3 separate regions of the Homo sapiens genome follow, and regions 2 and 3 are each linked to region 1. A link is a loop called in an ENCODE intact Hi-C map of the cell type or tissue named here. Cell type or tissue: ascending aorta. All regions are shown on one strand. Region 1 overlaps LOC105369617 (a long non-coding RNA gene). Region 2 overlaps LOC124902865 (a long non-coding RNA gene). Region 3 overlaps LOC100507560 (a long non-coding RNA gene).

Evidence for each region. A loop is a pair of places that touch in the nucleus more often than their neighbours do. Peaks named below come from ENCODE experiments on the same cell type or tissue, not always from the same donor. Only the 100,000 strongest peaks of a DNase experiment are listed, where the experiment ranks them.
Region 2: a loop joins it to region 1, with 2.3 times the contacts of the local background. A loop is called at or near these places in 5 of 110 quality-filtered maps.
Region 3: a loop joins it to region 1, with 6 times the contacts of the local background. A loop is called at or near these places in 7 of 110 quality-filtered maps.

The regions. Positions count from the first base shown.
Region 1 is chr12:5,167,351-5,175,350 of GRCh38, reverse strand. LOC105369617 (a long non-coding RNA gene) reads right to left here. Exons shown (of 10, transcript NR_188066.1): 3 at 5,472-5,544; 4 at 3,462-3,542. Among named protein-coding and RNA genes, the nearest start is that of LINC02443, 72 kb to the left of the region's middle. RefSeq lists enhancers at 1,122-2,321, 2,790-3,526. In ascending aorta, a CTCF peak has its summit at 3,433 (motif pointing left); no DNase peak of the experiment used is centred here; H3K27ac peaks cover 1,378 bases.
Region 2 is chr12:5,508,364-5,516,363 of GRCh38, reverse strand. It overlaps LOC124902865 (a long non-coding RNA gene), which reads right to left. Exons shown (of 5, transcript XR_007063188.1): 2 at 6,532-6,788; 3 at 4,156-4,247. Among named protein-coding and RNA genes, the nearest start is that of NTF3, 80 kb to the right of the region's middle. RefSeq lists an enhancer at 5,702-6,901. In ascending aorta, a CTCF peak has its summit at 4,644 (motif pointing right); a DNase peak (open chromatin) is centred at 4,593; H3K4me3 peaks cover 490 bases.
Region 3 is chr12:5,019,476-5,027,475 of GRCh38, reverse strand. LOC100507560 (a long non-coding RNA gene) reads right to left here. Exons shown (of 7, transcript NR_187676.1): 3 at 5,634-5,788; 4 at 4,782-4,985; 5 at 3,855-3,952; 6 at 3,571-3,684; 7 at 1,882-2,382. Among named protein-coding and RNA genes, the nearest start is that of KCNA5, 20 kb to the left of the region's middle. RefSeq lists an enhancer at 1-265. In ascending aorta, a CTCF peak has its summit at 4,834 (motif pointing left); DNase peaks (open chromatin) are centred at 915 and 4,797; H3K27ac peaks cover 2,503 bases.

The DNA.
Region 1 (8,000 bases):
TTACACCAGTGATTTGCCAGGGGCTCTTCGGCCTTTGCCCAAAGACTGAAGGCTGCACTGTCAGCTTCCCTACTTCTGAGGTTTTGGGACTTGCACTGACTTCCTTGCTCCTCAGCTTGTAGATGGTCTATGTTGGGACTTCACCTTGTGATCGTGTGAGTCAATTTTTCTAATAAACTCCCCTTCCTATATACATATATCCTATTAATTCTGTTCCTTCAGAGAGCCCTGACTAATACACTACCCAAAGGAAAAGAAGTCATTTTATGAAAAAGGCACCTGCACACACATGTTTATGGCAGCCCAATTCACAATTGCAAAGATACGGAAGCAACCTAAGTCCACATCGATCAGTGAGTGGATAAAGAAAATGTAGTATATATCCACCATGGAACACTACTTAGCCATAAAGAGGAAGAAAGTAATGTCTTTTGCAGCAACTTGGATGGAGCTGCAGGTCATTATTCTAAGTAAAGTAACCCAGGAATGGAAACCCAAATACTGTACATTCTTACTTATAAGTGGGAACTAAGCTATAGGGAAGCAAAAACATATACAGTGATATAAAGGACTGTGGGAACTTGGCGGAGAAGTTGAGAGGAGGGTGAGAGATAAAAGACTACATATTAGGTACAGTGTACACTGTTTGGGTGATGGGTGCACTAAAATCTCAGAATTCACCAGTAAAGAACTCATCCACCCTAAAAACTATTGAAATAAAAAATAATAATATAAAGAAAAATAAAATAAATAATAATAAACTATTGTTACAATAGCTTGGGTGAATCTCAAAGGCATAATGCTGAGTGAAAGAAGCTAGTTTCAGAAAATTACATGCTGTATAAATTCATTCATATGACATCCTCAAAAAGATAAAACTATAGTAATAGAGAAAAGATCATTGGTTGCCGGGGTTAGAAATATGGAGAGAGTATGACTACAAAGGGAGTAGTAGCATGAAGGAGTTCTTTGGGGTCATGGAACTGTACTGTATTCTGATAATAGTAGTGGTTACATGATCCTACATATATGTTAAAGCTCATGGAGCTATAAAACCCCCGAAAGTCAATTTTGCTATATTTTAATTTTTAAAGAAAGGAACATAGAGCTATTTTGAGAAAAATAAAGACATGAAAGGATAGCCCAAGAGAGTCCAGTAGAAGAAGCAGAGGCAAAGTTTTCCTTGGCTCTTGGTTATGGGCTGTCTGCTGAATATGAGTCTTGGATCTTTTTCAGCATCAACTTGCAGAAGCTATGCCTTTCCACCCTTGCCCTTGTAGCTTCTCTGAGTCCAGGTCTCCCCACTCCCATGCCAATGGACCCTTCATAATGGGGAAGGCATCACAGCAAGACGCAGGCTTGGGGCTTTCCCAATGACCAGGTTCTCATTAAGTGCCATCTCACCATCAACCAGCGACAGCAATGTCCCTCTTGCCCAAGCTCCTCCCTTCCCTGCACTCTGGTTGCCCTCTAAATGGCACCAGCCCAAACCAGGGACAGTCACTCGTCCACTCACTTCCCAAATATTTACAGAGCGCCTGTTGGGTGCCAGGCTCCTCCAGGGGCCCTGCTGCCAGGCCGAAGCCCACGGCGGCATATTCTGGAGAGCCCGGCTGTTGGAGCAGCTGTCCTCTCAAGAACCAGCACTGGCATGTCCTGTCCCAGAGGACCCAGGTCGTTATCTCATTTCCCATCTTTGCAGATTTTAAATGCTTTCCAACACTTCACCCCTTTCTCAGATGAAGATTTAAACATAGGCGGGTGGACATCCAATATGGTAATATTTTTCTGTTGATTCATCAACCTCCACAGGCACTTGCTTCCTTGATTCTCTGACCTTATTCAGTTGGTACTTTCAGTGTGACAACTTTTCTCAACTCACTGGCAGAAAAAATCATTCTCGTCCTGTTTCCAGAGGTGCAACAGGAGGTTGGCAAGAGTAAGTCTTAAAGAACAGCAGTGATGCCTGCTAGGGCCCTGACAGATTGGCAATAGAACTGGGGCTAGAGTCTACACCGCAAGAGCTCCCGTGCGTTTCCACAGTCAAACAACCCAGAATGCTGAACATCTTACAATCTGAAGAATTTGTCCAAAAACCAGACAGAAATGGAGGAAGCTCTCTCCCAAGTATCTGCATAAGCAACGTAGGGCAGAAACACTTTCAAAACTCTGTCGTGTCCTGGGGGCAAGAGATGTTTTTGATAGATGTTGCGATGACAGCAGTTCACAGCAGCCCCACATTCAGGGAACTGTTCCAGCGCGCCAGAGGTTGGGAGGCTTTTAACTCTCTTCATTCATCCTCACACACGCCAGCTAAGCGAAAGCAACGTGAAGGAGCTGACAAACCACAAAGACCAGGAAATGCAGAGTAAATGCTGATCGGAAGAGCAGTAGAAGGTAAATGGGTATCAAAATATAATCTGGGAGTGCGGGCTGGCCTTAGGATGCTTGAAAGCTGTTCTGATGACTTCCCAGCACACGCGGAGGAGACCAGCCCGCAGGTGCCAGGAGCGGGAAGGGAAGCAAATGTACACCCTTGTGCACTTGCCCAGTGCACACCGCAAATGTGCTGTCCCTGGTGCGGTGTGCAGCAAGGCTGGCCTAATGCTAAACTTTGGTCAGAGCTTTGCTGAGTGAGAACGCCAGTTCCAACCCTCAATGTGACACTTTATTAATTAAGTGAGGGATTTACAGCAATAACTGATAATCAAATGGAACAATTGTAACAATATACTGCAATACAAGTTTTGTGATTGTGGTCTCTACCTTGCTGTACTGTGCTCACCTATCTTTGAAATTCAACTGACTTCATGTAACTGAAACTGCAGAGAGTAAAAATCATGGAAAACGGGTATTATTGCATGTCTCTTGACCTTGGCAGTCCCAGGTGGTTGGGAGAGCACCTGACAGATCCTAGCAGGCTGACCTCAGTGCTAGTCCCAGCTGTAACTAGCTAAGTCACTGAGTAAGCCATCTGCCCTCTAAGGCTCTGCCGCAGATGCAGCTGTGTGCCCTCCAGGTGCCCAAATAGATGAGAGAAGAGCACAGCAAAATTTCCCATCCAGACAGCCCCTCTGTACAACCCTTGACTTTCAAATCTTGAACCTCTCGGGCATCGGGGCACAAAAACCCTGGTAGGTTCACAAACACTGAGGACCTGAGCCCTCTGATGCCTCTGGCGGGACCATGTTCTGGGTGGGACCGTGTTCTTGGACCACCGTGGGCACACGTCATTCTGAAGACACTTGTTCTCCAGTCTACAGGCCACCCTTTGCCCATTCCCACTCCTCTAGTGAATCTGAATGGCAGAGACTGAGGCAATTCTCCGGATTTCTGAATCTGCCCTTCCTTAAAGGCTGCTGGAAAGGATTGTACCGCCAAAGGGAAGAAATCTCAGGGAGATGCTGCCCCCTTCTGGGAAACATGCAAAAGTAAAACCCCAAAGACAAGGAATTTCCTACCTGTTCTGGAATTCTCGCTGTGGAGATGCACTGCTCTGTGTTCTGGGGATAACCAACACATTATATGCTAGATGCAATTGCCTGCAAGAAGAGGAAACGTGGATTAGATTCATCATTGACTCACCATTGAGACCTTCCTTCAAAGACAGGAAAAATCTCTGAGAGGGAGGGGCCGGATTTAAGAGGTTATTGCTGCCATCCCCTGCCTCTGAGCAAGAGCTGAAGCATGGCTCAGTCTCCTAGCACCCTCATCTTTAAAAAGAAAATCTCCCTCTGTCTGATAAATCCCTTTCCTGCTACACGTTCAAGTTCACACTTCCCTTGGGTCAGGGATTAATGGGGTGAACAAACCAAATCTGAGCACCTATTATTGCTTAGCTCAGGAATGCAAGCCATAGCCTTGCCCTTGGGGAGCTCACAGTATAGTCAGAGGGACAGAAAGGTAGTCCAAGAGAAAATATATGTAACATGCGTGAATGTGCCTGGGTGTTACAGGGGTGTCCGGGAACACAGACTAGATGGGGGTGCATCAGGGTCCTGAAGGTGTCCTCATGCACCTTAACTCAGCTTTAGAGAATGTACAGGACTTAAGGAGTGATGGTCAAGAAGGAAAGCGATAAAAGTGTGAGACTGTGCACAGCTAGACGTGCATGGCGAGAGGAAAAACATTCCTTGTTCTTTCTTTCTGTCTTGTTTTCTTCCCTGTGGGGATGAGAAAGCAATAGGCCACTTCAGCTTGAGTTGAATGGCACGCCATTGAAAGCAGCCGCTGGACTGTCAGAGTTTACATACAACCTTCTGGCCATAAATAGCACCCTGCATGCACTTACACACCCCCTCTGAAAATAGCATTGGCTGTTCTCACAGTGATTTGAACTGAGAGTTTATATTTAGTTTACTCTCTCCCATCTATTTATATTTCTTTTGTTTACATAAATATCCCTCTCGATTTATTGCTGTCACGTCTGGGCACCTGACATCAATAGAAGAACACATAGCAACTTCATTCCATATGAACTGGGCAGTTAAATCCATCTCCCCCTTATCTTTGATGTGTTCTCAAATGCACATCTTAGAATTCCACAATCCCAGGCTTGAAAAGAGACTTGAGAGGCTTTTATTTTCCTCCTCCCCTCCCTCCAGCTAGATTCCCTGGCACTGGACTGTTTAAATTTCACAGACTTCCCAAAAAGGGAGCTGTACCCTACGCCTTTGGTCCAAAATTGGCATTTTTCAGCCATAGATTCATTCTGCTGGAGCCTGTGAACAGTTCACTCTGCTCGAAGGGCGCTTCACGAACTCACAGGCTGTATCCCTGCAGTCAATTCCTTTCCCCAACCAACATGCCCACTTTATTTCCCTGCAGCCCTCAGCTCTTTATTTTTTATTTTTTATTTTATTTTATTTTTTTTGAGACAGAGTTTCGCTCTGTCACCCAGGCTGGAGTGCAGTGGCGCGATCTCGGCTCACTGCAAGCTCCGCCTCCCGGGTTCACGCCATTCTGCTGCCTCAGCCTCCCGAATAGCTGGGACTACAGGCGCCCGCCACCGCGCCCGGCTAATTTTTTTGTATTTTTAGCAGAGACAGGGTTTCACCGTGTTAGCCAGGATGGTCTCGATCTCCTGATCTCGTGATCTGCCCGCCTCGGCCTCCCAAAGTGCTGGGATTACAGGCGTGAGCCACCGCGCCCGGCCTTTTATTTTTATCAATCTTTTTGCCATTTTCACGGACTCTCCTCGGAACCCCCCCTCCCCCTCCGCCTTCCGATTCTGCATTTTCCTCAAGGTTGAGGGTTCAGAATCCGAGTGAGGCCCTGGGTTTGGTGGGAGGCCATCGGAAAGGGTGCTTGAGTCCCTGGGGCAACACCCAGACCCAATCACGATGTTCTGGTGCCACCTTAGGGTATCATAAATAGCACACGAAACTCTGTGGACTCCAGACCTTTCTCTACCCTACTCCTGGAAAAGTAGAAAGAACAGAGGCTTTGGAGTCAGACAGTTCTAGAGGTACCTGTTAAGTTGTGGAGTTGTAGAGTCTTGGGCAAATGCATAAGCCTCTCCGAGCCTCGGTCTCCTCATCTCATCTGTAAAATGGAGACAATAACACCTTTCAAAGCTGCAAGAAAATATGAAGAACAGGAAGAGTAGGTGTCCAAATGTTATGAAATGTCTAATATTGCCTCTGCTCTCTTCCCTTGAGAAGCCCACATGCCCCTCCTGACATTTTTTAAATCCCCCTTCCCATTAAGACTTCCTAGAGCTTCCGTAGAGTCTAAGGAAGTCTGAGTCGCCCTCTGAAGTGAGAGTCGGTGTTCCTAGACAGGAACAAGCCATTTTTACCATAAACTACAGGCCTGGAGTTCCTGGAAAGAGATTAAATTGCTGCATAGTCTTGGTGGCTATTTGGACAGCCTGCCTGGGCAACCAAAAAGCAGAATCCTGTTCTGCGGTGAACAGCATCCTAAGCGGGAGGGACACATTCCCCATCTCTGTTGAGGATTGAGCAGGAGGCGTAGGAGAAGACGGGGCAGGGAGGTGGAGACTGAGGCACCCAGAGAAGAACAGCCAGATGGGGAAGGGGACAGACCGCCTGGAAGAGGCAGGACCGGCAGACACCTCGTTCTCATGCACGCTGTCTCTCTTGCATTCTTGGCTCCAATCTCATCGGCTTCAGTCTCTCACCAAACATACAGCCAGTCTGGTATTTATTCCAGGTAATCTTGCCTTTTATTGCAATCTCAAGCCAAAGGAGGAAAGAACAGAATCAAAAACTCAGAGAAAAACAAAATTCTAAATTGTATCCAAGTTAAATGCTCTCCTTCAGCATGCACGCTGGATCATATAAATCACCTGAGAAAAGGAGGCCACTTTAGGAGCCTGCTCTTTAAAATCGGCCTCCCGGTCAGGGTCAGCACTCTGGCTTCCGGCAGGTAGGGGGGAGATGAAAGCCCCGGGTTCCCCAGAGAGGCAGTGGCTGAGGCAGGCAGTTACCAAGGGAAGCAAAGGACTCCCAGCTGGACCGAGGCCATGCACCCAGGGAGATCGTCCCTGAAGAATCTAGTTTTGTCTAGGCCACACCAGCTCCTGCATCCCCATCTTGCCCAGGATGAGAAGCTGGTCAAGTCCTCCCTTTCCCTTTCATTCAATAACAATTTGTAAAGTTTCCACTGTGAGCCAGGCGCTGTCCTAAGCACTTGCCATCCATCGATGAACTCAGCAGGGAAAACTCCTATGATCATAAGGTTTGCATTAGCTTTCCTGATCCACGGCTAATGATTGTCCCTGATATTAATGTGGTACTTAGTTCCCGATGAATGTCTTTAGATACACTGTCTCGTTTGAATTTCATGGCAGCCTTTGAGGTTAGCTCAGCAGATCCCGCAGCTGCCATTGGTGAATAAAAGAGGAGAGGTACACACAGAGAGCGGAGGCAGAATGATTCAGAGGTGGAGTCAGAACAGGAATTCAGAGCTCCCGATTCTCCCCATAGGGGTCTGTCCTCTGTCACTCTCTGCTCCTGCCTTGATGCTGATGAAATCCAAGTCAACCACTTCTGTGCTGGGGCCATTCCTCCAGGAAGCCTGCCCAGACTGCTTCACCACACTGATCTCCCCATCCTTGAATTACTGTAACTCTTATGCAAGTGCCATGTTAGTTGTTCAACACTGTTTTGGGCATCATACTTCCCTGGCTACAGTGTAAACTCCTGGCTGACAGAGGCAGCGTAGAGAAACTCGGGATCCTTCAGCCGCACTGCCTGACCAGGGTGCTGCAGTCCTTTTTATGATGTCCCAAGACCCTGATGTCCTCGGTTCTCAGGACCACTGAGTGGGGTCTGGAGCATCAGGACATGACCTCTGGCTGCAGGTGGCCTCATTAATTTATTCTGGTGAATTTTGCAAATCACTTTGTATGTGTCCCATTCTATGAAAAAAAAAAAAAAAAAAAAAGCTGGAGAGCTCTGCTTATATCCACTAGCAGAGTACTGGACACCTGGTTGGTGGTTAATAGATACCTGGCGATGTGTTGAATGCTGAAAAGACAAATGTCACAGTATTGCAAGCTGGGAAGGATGGGTGAAGTATCTCATTATTGCAAATGAGGACTGAGACCTAGAGAAGTGGATGATTTGTTGAGGGCCCCACAGTGCATAGGTGTCAGAGCCAGGCCAGGGCCTCGGCTTCTTAGTCTGTATCCATGCCAGGAGCTCACTTTGTTATTTAAATGGGCAGGCTATAAGAATCCAATGGGCCACGATTCCAAAACAGGGCTAAGTGTGAGGAAAGAGGTCTTTTTACATCCTTGCTTCAGTCCTTGGGAAAATTGAAGACTATGCGTTACGGACAGTCTGTAACCTTCGCTCGGATTCCAAGGAAAATGGCTTCAGGTTTGCCAGCAAGTCAGCAGACCAGAAAGAGTGATGGGACAGGGAGAAGTAGCCCATGGGCAGCTGAGGTCAGAGACCAGGACTTTGTCACCAGTCCCAGATGGCCAGAGTCTCAGAGGACTGCTAAGGCCGCAGGACAAAAGTCTCCATTCC
Region 2 (8,000 bases), 340 kb before region 1:
TAAAATGGAAGTAACTATAGTACTTACCTTTTCGGTTGGGAGGGGAGAGGGATGGTTTTACTTACTTTGAAGAAGGAAAAACAAATGCTCAGAGAAGGGAAGTGAGTGGTCCAAATTGTTTTCTTTTTCTTAGAGAAGCAATGGGATTTGATGTTCATTTCCTGAATTCCAAGAGTGATATTGTTTGAGCTATATGATAGACTTGCCCATTCACTTATTTTACAAAATAAGATATTTACAAACATTAGCAGAATGAATGTGAACACTTAGGGATTCATTCCACAAACATTTATTACGTAGATGACAAAAGCAAGGTACTGTTCAAATACTTAACATATGGTAGCACACCAACCAGCCAAGACCCCTGTCTTTAGGGATCTCATCATGGCAACGAACAAGTAAATAAACAAATACATGGTATAATACAGGGCAGTGGTAAGTGCTATGAAGAAAACTAGAGCAGGGCAAAGGGCTAGAAAGTGAAGGATGTTGTGGGGTAGTGGTGATGGTGGCTATTTTAGCTCTGGTGGTCAAGGAAGTTCTTTCTAAAGAGGTGAAACATGAGCAAAGCTTGAAATGCCATAAAAAAATGGTCCATGAAGAGGTCTGAGTCAGGAAGGTAACAGGCACCAGTGCAAAGGCACTAAGGTAGGAATGTCTGGTGAATGTAAAGAAAAGCAATACTGCCCATGTGACTAGAGCAGGGTTAGAGAGGTGGTCAGGGCCAAGTCATCTGGGGCCTTTGATTTTATGTTAAGTGTGATGGGAAGATAGCGGAGGGTTTATGATCTAAGGATTAACCTAATCTGACTTATGTTTGAACAGGATCTTTCTGCCTGCTGGTTAGAATAGAAGGTGGGAGAGAAGGATGGAAGCAAAAAGACCAGTTACCAATTTTTTTGCAAAAGAATAGGTGAGAGGTGCTGATGGCTTGCACTGGGATGGTGGAGGTGGAGGTGGTGCGAATTGGCGGGATTCTGTGTATGTTGTGGGGGTAATGCTACAGGATTTGCTATGGATAAGATATGTATAGAACTAGGTGAATGAAGGTATATCATGTATAGAGGTGAGTAAGACAGAAGGATGCAGTTGGGGACAAGACTGGAAATCATGTTTGGCTTTGAATATTAATCGTACTTGCAAAGAGAAATGTAATTTGAGTAAAACTTGAAGAAGTATAAATACATAAGTAATATAAACATCACCCTAATTGATTTTTCTAATTGTTGATCATTGATTAATCTGGTTTTACCTCCTGACTTTTAGAAGAAAGAACTGAATTCGAATCTAATGATTTATTGGCATATACTTGTAGCGGTATTTTGCACCTTTAGGATTATGAACTAGTAAGTTCCTTCAGGGCAGGGATTCATTATTTATCTTTGTCATCTCCTGGGCTTAGCTGATGCCTGCTTGATTTACAATAGACTTCTAATAAATGTTAATTTATTAGAGAAAAATAAAATACTTGCACAAGAAAACAGGGTCAATCCTTAGCAAAACTATGAGTGTGGGTGTGCCTGGGGGCTCTGCTTCCAATCCCTGCTTAGTTCCGGTGACCTCACGGAGGCCTCTCCTGGAACACTCTGTCAGGTCTGCATTCCCACAAAGCCTCCTTCCCAGCCCCATAAAGGTCATTCCTGCACCCGATTTCCACTTCACCTATCATGCCACTGAGACAGGAGGTAGGATGTGTGCTCCTCTATATGACATGTACTATGTGTGATGTAATTCAGAAGACCAAGTCTTTGGGCCACGGTTTCAGATACCATGGCTGGCCCAAGTAGCTGACACATTATGGCACCCAGTTTTAGAGAGACCCTGAAAAATAAAATTCTCTCATGTAAGCGATTGCCTGTATGCTTCTATACACAGGGCCGGACTTACAGGAGGGAAGTGATATTTTTAAGACATAAACTAGGCAGTACAGAGGCAGAAAGGGCAGACCACGTGCAAGGATGCTCAAGAAGGCAAACTAAGGGAGATGTGGGCTGTCCTGGGGGTAGATCCAGGGTGTATTGTCAATTAGCCATTGCTGTGTAACAAACCATCCTGAAACAATCGGTGATCGTGACTCAGGAGTCTGTGGGTCAGCTGCACACTTCTGCTGATCTGAGCCAGGCCCGCAGATCTTGGCTGGGCTTGGCTGGGACTCATTCATATGTCTGGGGCTCAGTTGGCTAATATGGTTGTTAATCTAGAACGGTGTTGGCTGGGTCAGCTGGCACTGCTCCATGTGTCTCATCCTCCCACAGGCTAGCCTCGGTGTTCCTTCATGGCAGCTACAGGGGTCCAGGAAAGAGAGAAGGGTTGGGCAAGGCCTCTTGAGACCTGGGCTCCACACCTACACCTTGATACTTTTAGTGCATTCTTTTGGCTAAAGCAGTCAGAAAGCCAATCCAAATTTCAGGTGTTAGGGGATAGGCTCCAGCTCTTGCTGAGACGAGTGTGAACTCAAAAGGCAAAGGACTAGCATGCAGGAGTGGAGAACTGGGCCATTTCTGTAGTCTGTTTACTCTGGGGAACAACCCTGCGTTTCCACTCTTGATATCTAAGGTCCTCATGATGCATTGTAGTGGCATAGTCCAGGGGAAGGATGACAAGGGGACAAGCAGACAAGGGCCTGGGCGCTAGGAAGGAGGCCCTCTTCTTCCTGCCCTTCCCAGGAATGCTTGGCCATACGCTGTCCCATTGGAGGGGAAGGCAGTTCCTTTGTGGGTGTCACTGGGGGGTGGGCATCAGAAGCTCACAGCCTTTTAGAGCTGGCATGGACCTGGACAACAGCCAGCACCATCTCCTCCTCCCTTTACAGAAAACTGAGCCCCAGCGAAGGGAAGTGACTTGCTCAAGGCCACAGAGCTACTGCTGGCTCCAGGAGGATCCAGAGGGATAGGAAGCGTTTCTTTTTGACTTTTAAAATGTAAAATGACAACCTTTCCAAAGGCAAAGGAGCAAGTCAAACTCATTAGGTTTTAGGAAAACATTTTAAAAACGAGGTAGGGATTTCAGGAGCAGACAGATTAGGGATATCATTTACAAAGGTATCAAAAACCGAGGTCAGGGATGTTGGGAGGCCATTCCTGTGTCTCCAAGCTGCCTGGCAGCAACCATAATGGGCTTTGGTCTCAAGGCGCTTATCTATGGGCAGGTTGTCCTTGAGGGAAGGAAAATTGGAATTCTTTTTCTTTGCTGGTCCAGATTCTTCTCCTCAATCTCCCTTCTGCTCCAGCATGCTATGTTTTCTCCATCTCTTCATTAAAGAAAATGCATAAGCCAGGTCTTAAACATCATTCATTTATTTCAACTAATAAAATATACGTATTGAATGCACAATCTCGGTTGGGCACTCTTCTCTGTGCAGGTAACAGTGCAGCCAAAAGAACAGACACGGACTCTGCTCTTAAGGGACTTTGCATTTTCATGAGCAGAGCTCATCCATCAGTGAGCACAAAAATATCAGGCGAAGAGGATCGCCAGGAAGGGGTTACAGCAGGACAGTGACGGAGTGCCTGGGGAACTACGCTGGGTGGTCAGAGAAGGCATCCTTGGAGAGGTGACCCTTAAAATTGCAAGTGGAAAGACAGGGAGGCGATGGCCAGGTGTAATCTGAGGAGGTGCCTAGTGCAAAAGCCTCCCTGAGCCAACCCGGGAGGGGGTCCTGTCTGCAGCACAGCCTAGCTTGTCACCTTTAACACATAGCAGGTTTTACTCTCCAAACAAAGAGTTTTTAAAAAACGCTTTTTCCTATTTGAAAACAGACTGTCAGAGTTGGCTCAGAACCCATTTGCTGGGCTGACAAGGGAATAAACACTCAGGCCCTTTCATCTCGATGGCCTTAAGTGGAGCCAGCGCCCTGGTGTGTGGGGCAAGAAAGATTTGAACCCTGGAACCGCATCCAATTTCCCCCAAACCCCAGTAACAAGATCTCGTAGACTTGACAAGCGGGCCCTGTCCCCACTTCCCTCTGGCTTCCCCTCATTCTCCTACCCGCACCGTCCCTGCCCCCTGGAATTCATGGGCAGAACAGCTGCACTGGGGGCTCAGTTTTCAATGAAACAATAAAATACTCCTGCGTGTCCCTAAGAGTATGGCATTTATGACTGGGGTGGGCTGGCTTCCCTTCGCAGACGCCCCCTCCCCAATTCCCAGACTCACCAACCCAGACGCCCACACGTCCCGCAGCCGTCCTTAAGCCTCTGGGAACTGCAGCATGGGTGCCTCAGGAGGTCCTTGTCCAGAACACAGTCCTGGAGGAAAAACAAATGCACGTCCAGTGCGGGGAGCACCTTTGCCAAGCGCATGCGAGTGCACATCTGTGTCGAGGGCCATGCAGCACAGCACCCTCCCGGAACCCCCTCCTCCCCCCATGCACACAGCTGCCTGGGGGAACTGTCTGCTCTCTTGTTCAAGGACAGGAACATCTTCTCTGGCTCGGGGAGGAAAGCTAGCGGGTGTGGCCCACATCCCCATCAGCACTGCACCCCCACCCCTGCCCTCGGGCTCTCGTCTAACACGCCACGAGGTCCTTGACTTCATAAGTTTCTCTTTTGCACAGCGCGTACATTTGGGCACTAAGCCTGGTCCCCCTGGGCTGCTTTCCAGGGGCCAGATAGGAACTTCCGTGCCTAGGGGGCCAAACCTTGCAAGCTTCCACGTGGGGGCGCAGCGTGCCAGCCGACGGTTCCGCGTCACCAGGCACCCAGCACAGAGTTTGTGCAGTTATTTTGCACATTTCATTTAATTTTGTCCTTACTGTTTTATAAAGATGAGTGGAAAGCTGGAGTAGAAAGCACAGATCTCATGAACTTAATATAAATGAGACAAAGATAGGAGTCCTTAGGCACGCCCAAGGAAGACCAAAGAAGCCACAATCAGATGCTCACCAGAATTAAGCTGTGTTCAGATGCATGCCAGGCACGTTCGCGCCTTAGGGCCCTGTACCCAGAATGCCCTTTCCTTGATTTCCACGCGGCTCATCCCTCACCTCCTTTCCAAGTCATTGCTCAAATCTTAGTGTATCAATGAGGCTTTCCCTGATCCTCCTGTTTTAAATTGCAACCTGCACTCTACCCTCCACCTGCATTCTGGATCTTCTCTCTTGGGCTCTGCTTTTGTCTCCCTTTGTTTCCTCCCCATAGCACTTATCACCATCTAACATTTATGATGTGAAGTTTTCATTATCCATCTCCTTCTGTTATTAGATTGTGCGCCCCACGAGGGATATATTCTGAATACCTGGAATGGTGTCTGGTACCTAGGAGGTGCTCAACAGATATCTGTTGAGTGACTGCATGTTGAATTGTAGCAGAAGTAAATGAATGAACATGTTCAAAATATGGTTAGTATATTGCAAAAATTATGCATAAAATGTGGATATAATTACGATTTTACAATCTTTTTTTAGCTCTCTGGGAAAATACACCCCTATGCCATATAAATCTCTGGTTGTGCTTTTGAACATTTGCTTTTGGCTCACAATTCGAGAAGCACACTAGCCATGGTTAGCAGGGAACAGCTTTTGGACAAGCTGAGCCCAGGGTTACAGGAGACACAGGATATGGGCAGAGTTCAAGGCAGGGCGGTGAAATCTAGAGAGGCTTCTCGGAAGAAGCAGTGTGACCTGTCCTTCTTGTGATTGACATTTGGCACACCCCAGGGCAGATTCTGCCAGATTTAGCAGGGAAAGCCTGGGAATTGCAGCCAGGGTCTGTCTAGAATACTCTCTAGGTGTTTGCTAGCTGACCTTTGAGGCAGGTAAAGCCGCCTCATACACTGCAAGGAAGGCGTTGGAGCCAGAGGAAACCCTCTCTGATGGGAAACAGGAGACAAGACATCTGGCTCTTTCCCAGGCCAGAGGAGCAGAGGGTGCAGCTCCCAGTGAGGCCTGGAGAAGAAAGGAAGGGAGGAGTTCCTGGCATAAGGACAGGGCCCTTGCCCCCTCCCAATTTCCTCCAGTTCTGTTCATCAAACCCTTAATAAACCTGTTCCCTTTCCCGCAGTGAGCAGTTACGAAGTGCTAGGCCCTGTACAAGCACTTGAGCGGCAACGACTCAATTCCCACAACTCCCACGTGCTGCTCATCACTTTTCCTCTGCTCTACTGATACAGAATGGGAAGAACGGAGGGGTGAGTTTGTCCCGGGACTATGGTTGGAGGGAGTCAGTGTCAGAGCCCAGCTGTTTGGTTCTGGTGCTCACACTCTTAACCACTGCCAAGCCCAGGAAGGCCCCAGGCCATGCTGGGGGGCCCAGTGGGATTCCTCTCACCCACCTCTAAGGATTCCATCACCCTACATTCCATCCCAGAATGCAGAGGTTCTGTGGGGAGTGGGTAACAGAAAATAAACCCTTTAGGACCAAAGTGGTAAAAAAGACAAACAAAAACAGCTTACATGCAAAATCAGAGAAAATCTTGTTTTGGTGAACCAGATGGCTAGTCGCCCAGAGACAACCTCATCTCGGGTTGAGGAAGTTGTTTCTCTCTTTCTCTACACACAAACAGAAAATGTGCATAATTTCACCTTATTCTCACCTTAGTCTCAGAACTTTGCTGCGGCCTGGGACCATGGACCTGAAGAGTGGGTGTCGCTGGCTGGGATGAGTGTGTACAGCTGGAAGTATCTGTTGGTTTAGTTCTTCTGAGCCCCACCTCCAACCTTGACCAGGGTTGACTCGCCACAAAGCTAATGGAGCTTCAGCTTCAGGTTTCTTCACTTGCCCCTGTCCTTCCAAAGACTGCAGGGCATCCTAGCAAGGTATTCACGTGGTTATTATACGGTTTTAACAGTTCTGTGGAAGTAAGGTTAAAATTATTCTCATATGAAGAAATAAATTGTAACAAAAAATCTTAGATCATACTAAAAGTATTAGTTCATTAAGAGGAAGACATACATTTCCAATCTTTATGATACATTTCCAATGGAAGTAATAAGTAGGCTCTTGGATTATAATATAACCCAATTAAAAGAAAGGGATGAATTATAAGCTCACATCGGAAAAAAGATTTTCCTTTTTTTGCTGACTCAACATAAAATCAGAACATTGACCAGGATAGCATAACTATGGTGCAGACATTGGTGACCGACTGGTTAATGAGTGTTGGCAATTCAAAGAGCATTTAAGATTAGTCACTGCATTAATAGATAATGAAAATGTCCTGACATTTATCAGCCGATCTGTGAAAGAAACTTGATAGACATTTTCCCAAATTTGGTACCAATTCTGAAAATGTATGTGATGTTACCGCTGATAAGTTGTGAACTTCAGACTTTTCCATATTGGAAAAAAATCTGATCAACCATGTTACAAGAGAAGTTAAATTATCTTTCTCTTCTCTCTATGGAAAAGAATATTATAAAACTATTGTCACATATGAAGATTATTCAGCCAAAAATATGGGAAGTAAAGTATGACAGACAGTTAATGCAGCTATGAATATCATGTTATTCTTCCATATTTCCAGATTTTTCAGTGGTATCTATCAGCTTTTGAGGTTTATAATTGGTTGTGATTTATTTTATCTCTAGGTATTTGTACTGGTTTGCTGGGGTTGCCTTAACAAAGCCCTACAGACTGGGAGCTTAAACAACAAGAATTTACTGTCCTGCAGTTCTGCAGGCTGAAGTCTGAGATCAAGGTGTTGGCAGGGCTGGTTTCTAAGGGATCTGAGGGAAGGCTCTGTTCTAGGCTTCTTGCCTTGGCTTGCAGATGGCCATCTTCTCCCTGTGTTACCACATCGTCGCCTCTCTGTGTTTGTCTCTGTCCTAACCTCCTTTTTCTTATAAAGACATGAATCCTATTGGATTAGGGCCCACTCTTACAATCTCGTTCTAATGACTTCTTTAAAGACCCTACCTGCAAATACAGTCACATTCTGAGTAGTGGGGGGAGGGCTCCAACATACTCATTTTGAAGAAACACAATTTCAGCCCATCACGGTATCCAATCTAGTATTTTGTTTAAAAAGAGGAGTCCACAATTTTTGTTTGCTTGTTTCAAGCA
Region 3 (8,000 bases), 150 kb after region 1:
AAGAGAAAGGGAGGGTAGGAAAGGAGGAAATCAAATCATCTTTTCTTCTGATTCCTGGCTCCAAGAGGACTGGTCAGGCTGCAGCAGCTCTTGGGGACATGTGGTCAGCTGAGTGGACAGTGGAGTATGTATGGGGGTGGGTTGGGAGGAGAGGTCTCCACAGAATTTTTAGCAGGAAGAGGACAATGAAGGCCACTGGGAGGTGGTTTTTATCTCTCAATTAGATGTACTCTGATTTATGAGGTGACAGCCAGGAGCCCAAACCGTCAGTTGCTGGAAGCTCATGGGAGACAGGGGGTGGGGGCCTGCCCCCTACTTCTGTCTCTGGAACATTCCCTCCCAGTACTCTGAGCCTCCTTTTCTCTGAGCAGTAGCCCAGCCCTGCTATGTTATATACTTAAATGTCTACCACCACCCTTCCTTGTCATTATCTTAAACAGTTCATAGAGATGAACGTCTACAATATTAGTTAAGAATTTTGGTATTTTTGCTAAATATAAACCACTTTGGTTTATCATATTCACACAATCAACCTACACTAATGAACAATACCTACAAAGCACTCCTACATCAGAGCTGGAGTTGTTACATAGTAGTACAGGATAGAAAAATGAAGGGCCTTCAGTCCATTGAGAATTTCCCCCAAACTCTCTCTGGGACACTGCCTCACAAAGGCTCTCCCCAGCAAAAGTCTCATTCCATTCAGACGTGACCTGGAACATATCATTTCCCTTTGCGCTGCTTTATCAGGCAGAGGCAGCCACAAAGAACTGGGCAAATATTAATGCTAAACTGTGAAGTGACTAATTTTTCCCTTCCCTTGGCTGCTAAGCAAATGAACAAACCTTACTCCTGTGTTTAAAAAAATATAACAGTTTGCCTTAAAATAAGCACCTCACCACCCCCCACCGCCCACCCAAAGGCACTCAACCAGTGCATGGAAAAGGTGTGGAATGTGCTCACATCCTGCGTAATTTAGAGGGAATTTTCTCTGAGTATTCTGTCCACAGGATGTAGCCTTGCCTGGCCTTGGGTTGATTAACTAAAAGGCCAGATGGAGACACAGTCCCCAAATAGCACTGCATAACCTTCAGCAATTCTTTAATTTTCTTGACTATTGAGGCATGGCAAAATAAGAACTTACCTAGAGATGAAAAACAGCCGAAGGGCAATTATAAAGGAGAAAAGTCATCATACTGGAGACATAGAGACAGCTCCCAGGCAAACTGCTTTCAAGAAACCCATCCTATTCTGGGTTTGAACAGCTCAGCCAATATTTGCTTCTGCCATAGTATCTCAGTCATATATTCCCCTTTGCTGGTCCTCAGTTTCCCTCTCTGTGAAGAAGATGGGTGTGCCCCATTTCTCCTTTTTTCCCATTTATTTTTGGAAGCTCTTAGTGGAACATGTATTCGGAGATTTCTCAGTGGGCTTCCATGTCTCCCATCAGAACAGGAGAATTATTGATCCCAGTGGCTTTTATTTGCCAATGTGGCACTTTCAGAGACTTACAGAAGAGGCAGGCAAACAACACAAATGGAGAGAAACCCAAATGGAAACATGCATGTATATTTGAAAACAAGTATTCAGACATGTGCACATGGCCCTCTCCCACTCCCCAGGCACATACACAGAATCACACAACTCTATGAATACACATGCAGGCAGTTGTGAGTAGACAAAAATATATGCAGGGCTAACTATTTACACAGCTACACCTGAAATCAAACAGACCCACACCCACTCTTGAATATTCTCCGTCACAATTTCCCACTATAGGGTTAGAGATCAAGCGAACCTTGACCTCTTTCCTACTCCCAGCCCTCTTCTTCACCAAGGTTATGACGGCAGTCATGGGATCCAAGGATCCAAACACACACGTTTATTGAGATGTTTATTGAAATTCCAGGTGTGGGGAACATCAAGAATAAGAGAGTCCCTCCCGTGAGGGGCTTAGGTCTAGTAGAGGAAGGAGATGCACACAAAGCTACAAAGTCACATGAGAAGTGCTCTAACTGAAGTGAGCACAGGAAATTGGACCTATTTGTTTGATCCTGAGATCTGGACAGAAGGCAATCCTCCTCCTTCCTTCAGAGGATACAATGGAGACCCAGAGCAATCTGCTCAGCACCAGTAAGCTGGAAGCCATGCTGCCTTCCACCCAATTCTCTGTGGGGATGCTGTGCTGGTTTCAGTCCCTGGGTCCTGCTCCTAGTTCAGCCTCTCTTGCTTGCTTCTCAGATGTGTCTGGTGGTAGAAGTTGAGGAAGAGAACGAGGAGGCTGAGGGCTTACAGGAGCACAGATGTGTTGAACCCAACAGGGAAGGGGCACTCAGTGAGGAGACTGTAGGAAGAGGGGGCAGCAGTGGCCACAAACTGACCCTGGGCAAAAGAAAGCATGAGAAGAAAGAGAAGGGAGAGCAGTCAGTTTTTTCCACCCCATGATCCCAAGAATCTTCTTGACCCTTCTCCTGGTCGTGGTTTCCCCAATTCCCCCATCCAGCCATGTCATGGTGGCCCTGATGATAAACTCAGTCTATCCAGAGCCCCGTATGGGACACTTTAGGCTGTCATCACCATCTGGGGGGCAGTGGTTCTCCCAAAACTGCAAGACATCCAGGCACCTGGAGGGTGCAATCGGTGATCACAGACTCACAGGATATTAATGCTTAGAGGTCATCTGGCTGAGGCCCTCATTTTATAGATAATGACATTGAGACCTGAGCATGGAAGCCATTTGCTCAAAGTCCCACACTGTGCCAGTGAGTTAGGGTTAGTTCCAGGATCTGATGAGATGGCTACCGAGGCCCTTGCAAGTTAGGAAGCTAAGGAAGATCTAAGGATGAGAGGGCTTGTTTATGGGCAGATGCCAAGTCACTGGTATAGAGTGACAAGCCAAGAATAGAACCAAGGGTTCAGCCAAGGCCCCTGGAGCCAATGAGATCTCCTTACCAGCTGTAGGGTGGTAAGATATCATTTCCACCAGAAGCAGGGCCACATAGAAGGCCACAACCTGGCCAGTCCATGAAGACATGGACCAAAGAATTAAGCATCCCTATGAAGAAGGCTGCAGAGTGGGGTGTGGGGAGATAAAGGAAAATAAGTGGAGCTGGGCTTAGCTGTGGTGTGGGAGTTCTCTTTGATGTTTCAATCCTCCAAGCTGCAGAGAGCACCTCTGCAATCTCCACAGAGAATCCCTGGAAAGACCTTATCCTGCAGAGGTCCGGCATGAGCCATCTGAGATCGTGATGATGGAGGGCTGGAGTTATTGAGATGCTCAATGAGAATGTTTCTACTACCTTTGTGTTCTCTGGGCTGATGGCTATGAGCATCTCCCAGCAGCCACCTCCCCATCCCAGAGAGGGGTAGCCCGAGAGCTCTGAGGAGCCACAGGGACAAATGGGAGCAGAGGCCTGGTCTCATGACCTCAGGGAAGGGAAAAGTTAGAGACCAGCCATGATATTCCAGGGATGCAGGTCTCCTGAGCTGGGACTCAGCCCAGCAGACCAGCCCAGCAGACCTGCCTTACTAGGGCCTGGAGCAGGGCCGTCCACGGCGCGCATCACTTACCTGGCTGCCTGCTACATATTTGACTCCAGCCCACCCATCACAGGGCATGGTGCCATGGTGGTAGAGATGCAGGAAGGTGGGCTGCTCTGGCTTCATTCATAAAGTAAAGAACACCTGGAGAGGAGGAAGAGATGGCATCAACTCTGGAGGTCTCCTTTCTCCAGACTTCTCCAGGGGCCTCAACTACCCCTTAGAGTGGGATATGGTAATTCTACCTGTTTTACTGAAGAAGAGAGTAAAACTAAAGGGAAATAACAACAGTCAAACACCAATTTATGACCTACTGTGTGCTTTAATTGAAGCTTTTGAAATTCAAACCCTCGCAGGATCTAAGGTCTCAAAGTGTGAAAGCTTCAGGTGGTCTTCTAGATGCTGGGCAGGGCTGTGTGGTGGGAAGAGGAGGGAAGAGAACACTATTCTACTTTATGTGTATAAAATAATCACTTAAATACCACATAATTGTGTGCAGTTTATACTTCTACTACTTCCATTTTTCAAGAAAAAAAAAAAAAAAAAAAACAGAGGCACAGAAAGGTTAAGTAACTTGCCCAAAGGCACACAACTAGTAGGTGGCCAAACTGGGATCAGAACAGTCTGGCTTCAGAGACTGGGTTCTTTCCAATGTCCGATCCTTGCCCCCCAGGCCACCGGGGTAAGAGTTCAGGTGTTGAACAGTCAGCCCAAATCCGGACACCCACACAACACATTCCCACGTGATCTTTGCTCAGATCATTTTGGCAAGAGACTGAGAAGAAAGAGTACCCTCTTTTCATCACCAACCACACCAACATTATGCTCTTGCCCCACCCTGCTTAATCCCACAAGCTCCCTGGCCTCACCAGCAAGGTTTCTTCTCATTAACATGGAAGGATGGCTTTTGCCGTTGGATGACCCTTGCTATATCATGTCAGTTTTAAAATTTGTTTAATTTTCCATTTTAATTTTACCTGGAACCTGGATACTAATGGGGCAAATGCCTACTCCTACTTCTGTTGATAGAAAGCAGGGACCAGGGGAGCCGGCAGAGAGGGATGCTACCTCAGTGGCTGAGCATCCTCCCTCAGCCAGGTACTGGACCAAGGCTTTACTCTGAAATTAGTCTCTGGCATGGCTGCCTGGGCAAACCTAGAGAGCATTCTTGCTGGCAGAGTCAGACACCACCCCAGATTTGGCTGACGGATATACAGGAGCCCATGGGTCCGGGATCTTACCTGTCAAGCAATTCAACGTCCTTTGGAAAGAGGCACCAGCAGCACACGCTCGCCATCTGCTGGGCAGGAAGGGGAAGTTCCATCAGACTGCAGTCCGGCTGGTGCCACGGCTTGGCCCACCTGGGCTGGGTTCAGCCCCAAATCCTCACTGTTCTACGCACCGCTGATTCCACAGTGCCTACCTTCCTGTCTCCAGGAAGATGCCTGTTCGCACAGGAAAGAAGGGGAGAAGCTACTGGAGTGACCACAGAAGGACTCTCCAAATGTGCCCCAGCCCAGAACCTTGGAATCTAATGAGCATGTGGGCATCTTGTTCGTTGAAAAGAAGATTCTTAATCAGTGTGCCTGGGGTGGAGCACAGATTCTGCATTTCCAACAAGCTCCCAAATGATGCTGCTGGCCCAAGGATCATACTTTGAGTCACAGGACATGAGCCCATCACCAACATCCAGTGACTCAACATCCATATCAGCTGGTGAGAAGCCTTAGCTACCTGGAGACAGGCTTCAGCTAGAGTCTTTTGTTCTGCTTCCAGTTGAAACAGAGAACAGCTAACAGTGATGAAATCACTACCACCTAGCTACCGCTCAGTGTGTGCCGGCCCCTGTGCTAAACACTTTCATATATTATCTATCATATATTATCTGATTCCGTCTTCCTTCAATCATTTCGCTTTATAAAATAGGTATTATTATCTCAATCTTATAGATAAGAAAATTGAGTCCCAGAAGAGTTAGGTGTGCCACCCAGAGTCACACAGCAAGTAACTGGCAGAGCTGAGATCCAAATTGATGTTATCTGACTCCAAAACTAGCTAGTCCCCTGCCTCTCATCAAAAGGCTCAGGTGATACCTCCTTGACCTCCGATTGTTATGAAGTTGTTCCTCCTAACCCTCTCCAGGCTTGCTTCCTGCTCCCTGCCATACCCTCATTCCATGCTTTCTCCATCTGTAGTCCACTGGCTGGCAGAAGTAGCTGCAGTTAGCCAGCAGCGGGGTGACCATGACCTGAGAGGAAAAGGAAAGAGGAAAAGACCAAGTCATAAAGCCTGCTGCCACCATGGTGAGCCCCGACTGGCTCGGGCTCCTGAACACCAACACCCCAATGCAACCTCTGCTGACACTTGGTCAACAACTGCTAAAAAGAAACTCCATGGGGTGGCGAGGTTAGAGGCGGCAACTTGCATATATCTTGCTGGTCTCTAATTTTTTAATGTGAGCAAATATAGGCTACAACCCTACCCCGGGTGCCTACTATGCATGAAAGCCTGAGGTGGGTGCTGGAGACACCAAGGTGGTCCATACGCCAGCCCTGCCCTAAGGAGCTCAAAGCCTGGCTGAGAATGTAGAAAAAAATCCTAACCTTACAGGTTGGTGCTAGAGGAAGAGTAGAAAATAGCAGGTGTTCCAGGAGTCGGATCAAAGAATGAGGCGGCTTTGGGCAGACAGAGGGGAGGGAGTGGGAGTTTCATGCCAGGACAAGAGTATGTGGTACCTGGACCTGAGGGGCTAACTAGGAGATCAGCGGGACTGGTGCGGAGGCTCTGACCAAAGGAGAAGCTGGCCACAGAATTGGAGAGACAGAATTGTGAATAAAGGGTCTTGAAGCCTGTTGTAAGGAGCTTGAATTTTATCATTTATTGATTTATTTGACAATAATGTGTTGAAAGGTACAAAGCATTTCTCCATGCTGGGCACTGTTCTGAGCACTGGATCTCATTGATAAAACCAAACAGATACAAATCCCTACCTTGGGGGACATGGCATTCTGGCCATATATGCAAAAGGACCTACTGAGGTTTCTGAGCAGGAAGCTGACTGTGGGCGTGGCAGAGTTTTCAAGGGACTGGGGTGGCAGGAGAATGCCTGGTTGCCATAATTAAATGACAAATTCTCTAGGGCATGCCTCACGTCTCATGAGTTATTGGCAGCCCTCATGTGCTACCAGACAGTACGCTGGGTCTGTCTGTAAACGGATAAATAAGACAGAGGCCTTGCCTTTGAAGTACTTGCCATTTGGGAGGGGAGAAAGACACATACGAAAGTGGTGACACAGTTGGAGAAAGACACAGTCAGTGGGGGGTCAGTATATCCTTAATAAGCTCCTAAGGTGGGGGAGGTGTCTGCGGGGTTTGTCAATTCCTATGGTGTAAATACTGCCACCAGGGTGGAGGGACTTCAAGTTATTTCGCACAAAGTCACTGAACATGAATTTGCGGGGAGACCCACACCTGGTGCTCACCCGCGGGTAGAGTGGCTCCAGCCCACCTCAGAAAGTCCAGGACTGTACCCAGAGCTGGGAATGGCTAAGCAAGGAAACAAATAACCTGGCCGTAGAGGAGTCAGGGACCGCTTCCTGTGAGGCGACAACTGACCTGAATCTAAAGGATGTGCAGGAGTTTGTCAGGAGATTGGGGGACAAGAGCAATTCTGGCAGAAAATCAGTGATGTGCCCAGGCCTGAGGACTTGCTGAGCATGGCTGTGTGGGCTGGCGAGCAGGCCTGTGCTGGATGAGGGTGGTGTGCAAGGCTGCTGAGAGCATATAGAGGGAGACGAGGCGGAGTGGAAGACAAGGCCAGAGAGGACTCTAGAGGGCTTCATGTGTCCATGAAGGGGGTTCAGCCTCAGCCTCTGCGGGATGGGAAGCATCAGAGGCTCCTAGCAGGCAGTGGAACCATCCTCCCTGTGCTTGGGGTAGATTATTGTCAGTAGGGTGGAGGATGCACTGTAGCTCAGCAATAAGAAAGGAAGAGACGAAGAGGAGTTGGAAGAGATGGGGCTGTCCGGACCTGCTTCTTCTGTCTCCTCCCTGCTAACTCACCAACAGGTGGAAGAGATGGAGGAGGAGGCTGCAAGCTGTTCAGTCAGGGTGCCTGGTTTGCACTCTGCCTCTGTGCCTTGCCACCTGCTAAGTTACTTAACCCCTCTGTGCCTCAAACAGTGCTATCATGAGGATTAGATGAGCCAATCCTCATAAAGTGTCGACACCAATTCCTTGCCTGTAATCAACATGGAAACACATCTGTGATGATCATTACCACCTGTGAAAAGCTTTTCCTGACATCCTCACCCCTGGACCAGAGACCAGGTTACTGCCCCATCCTGCCTGCCCTTGGTGCGTGATACATCCTCTCTGTTGCCCACTCAACACACTGCATTGCAACTGCCTGTGTCCACACCTGTCTCCCCTCTAGACTGTGAGCCTCTGGAGGGCAGGGG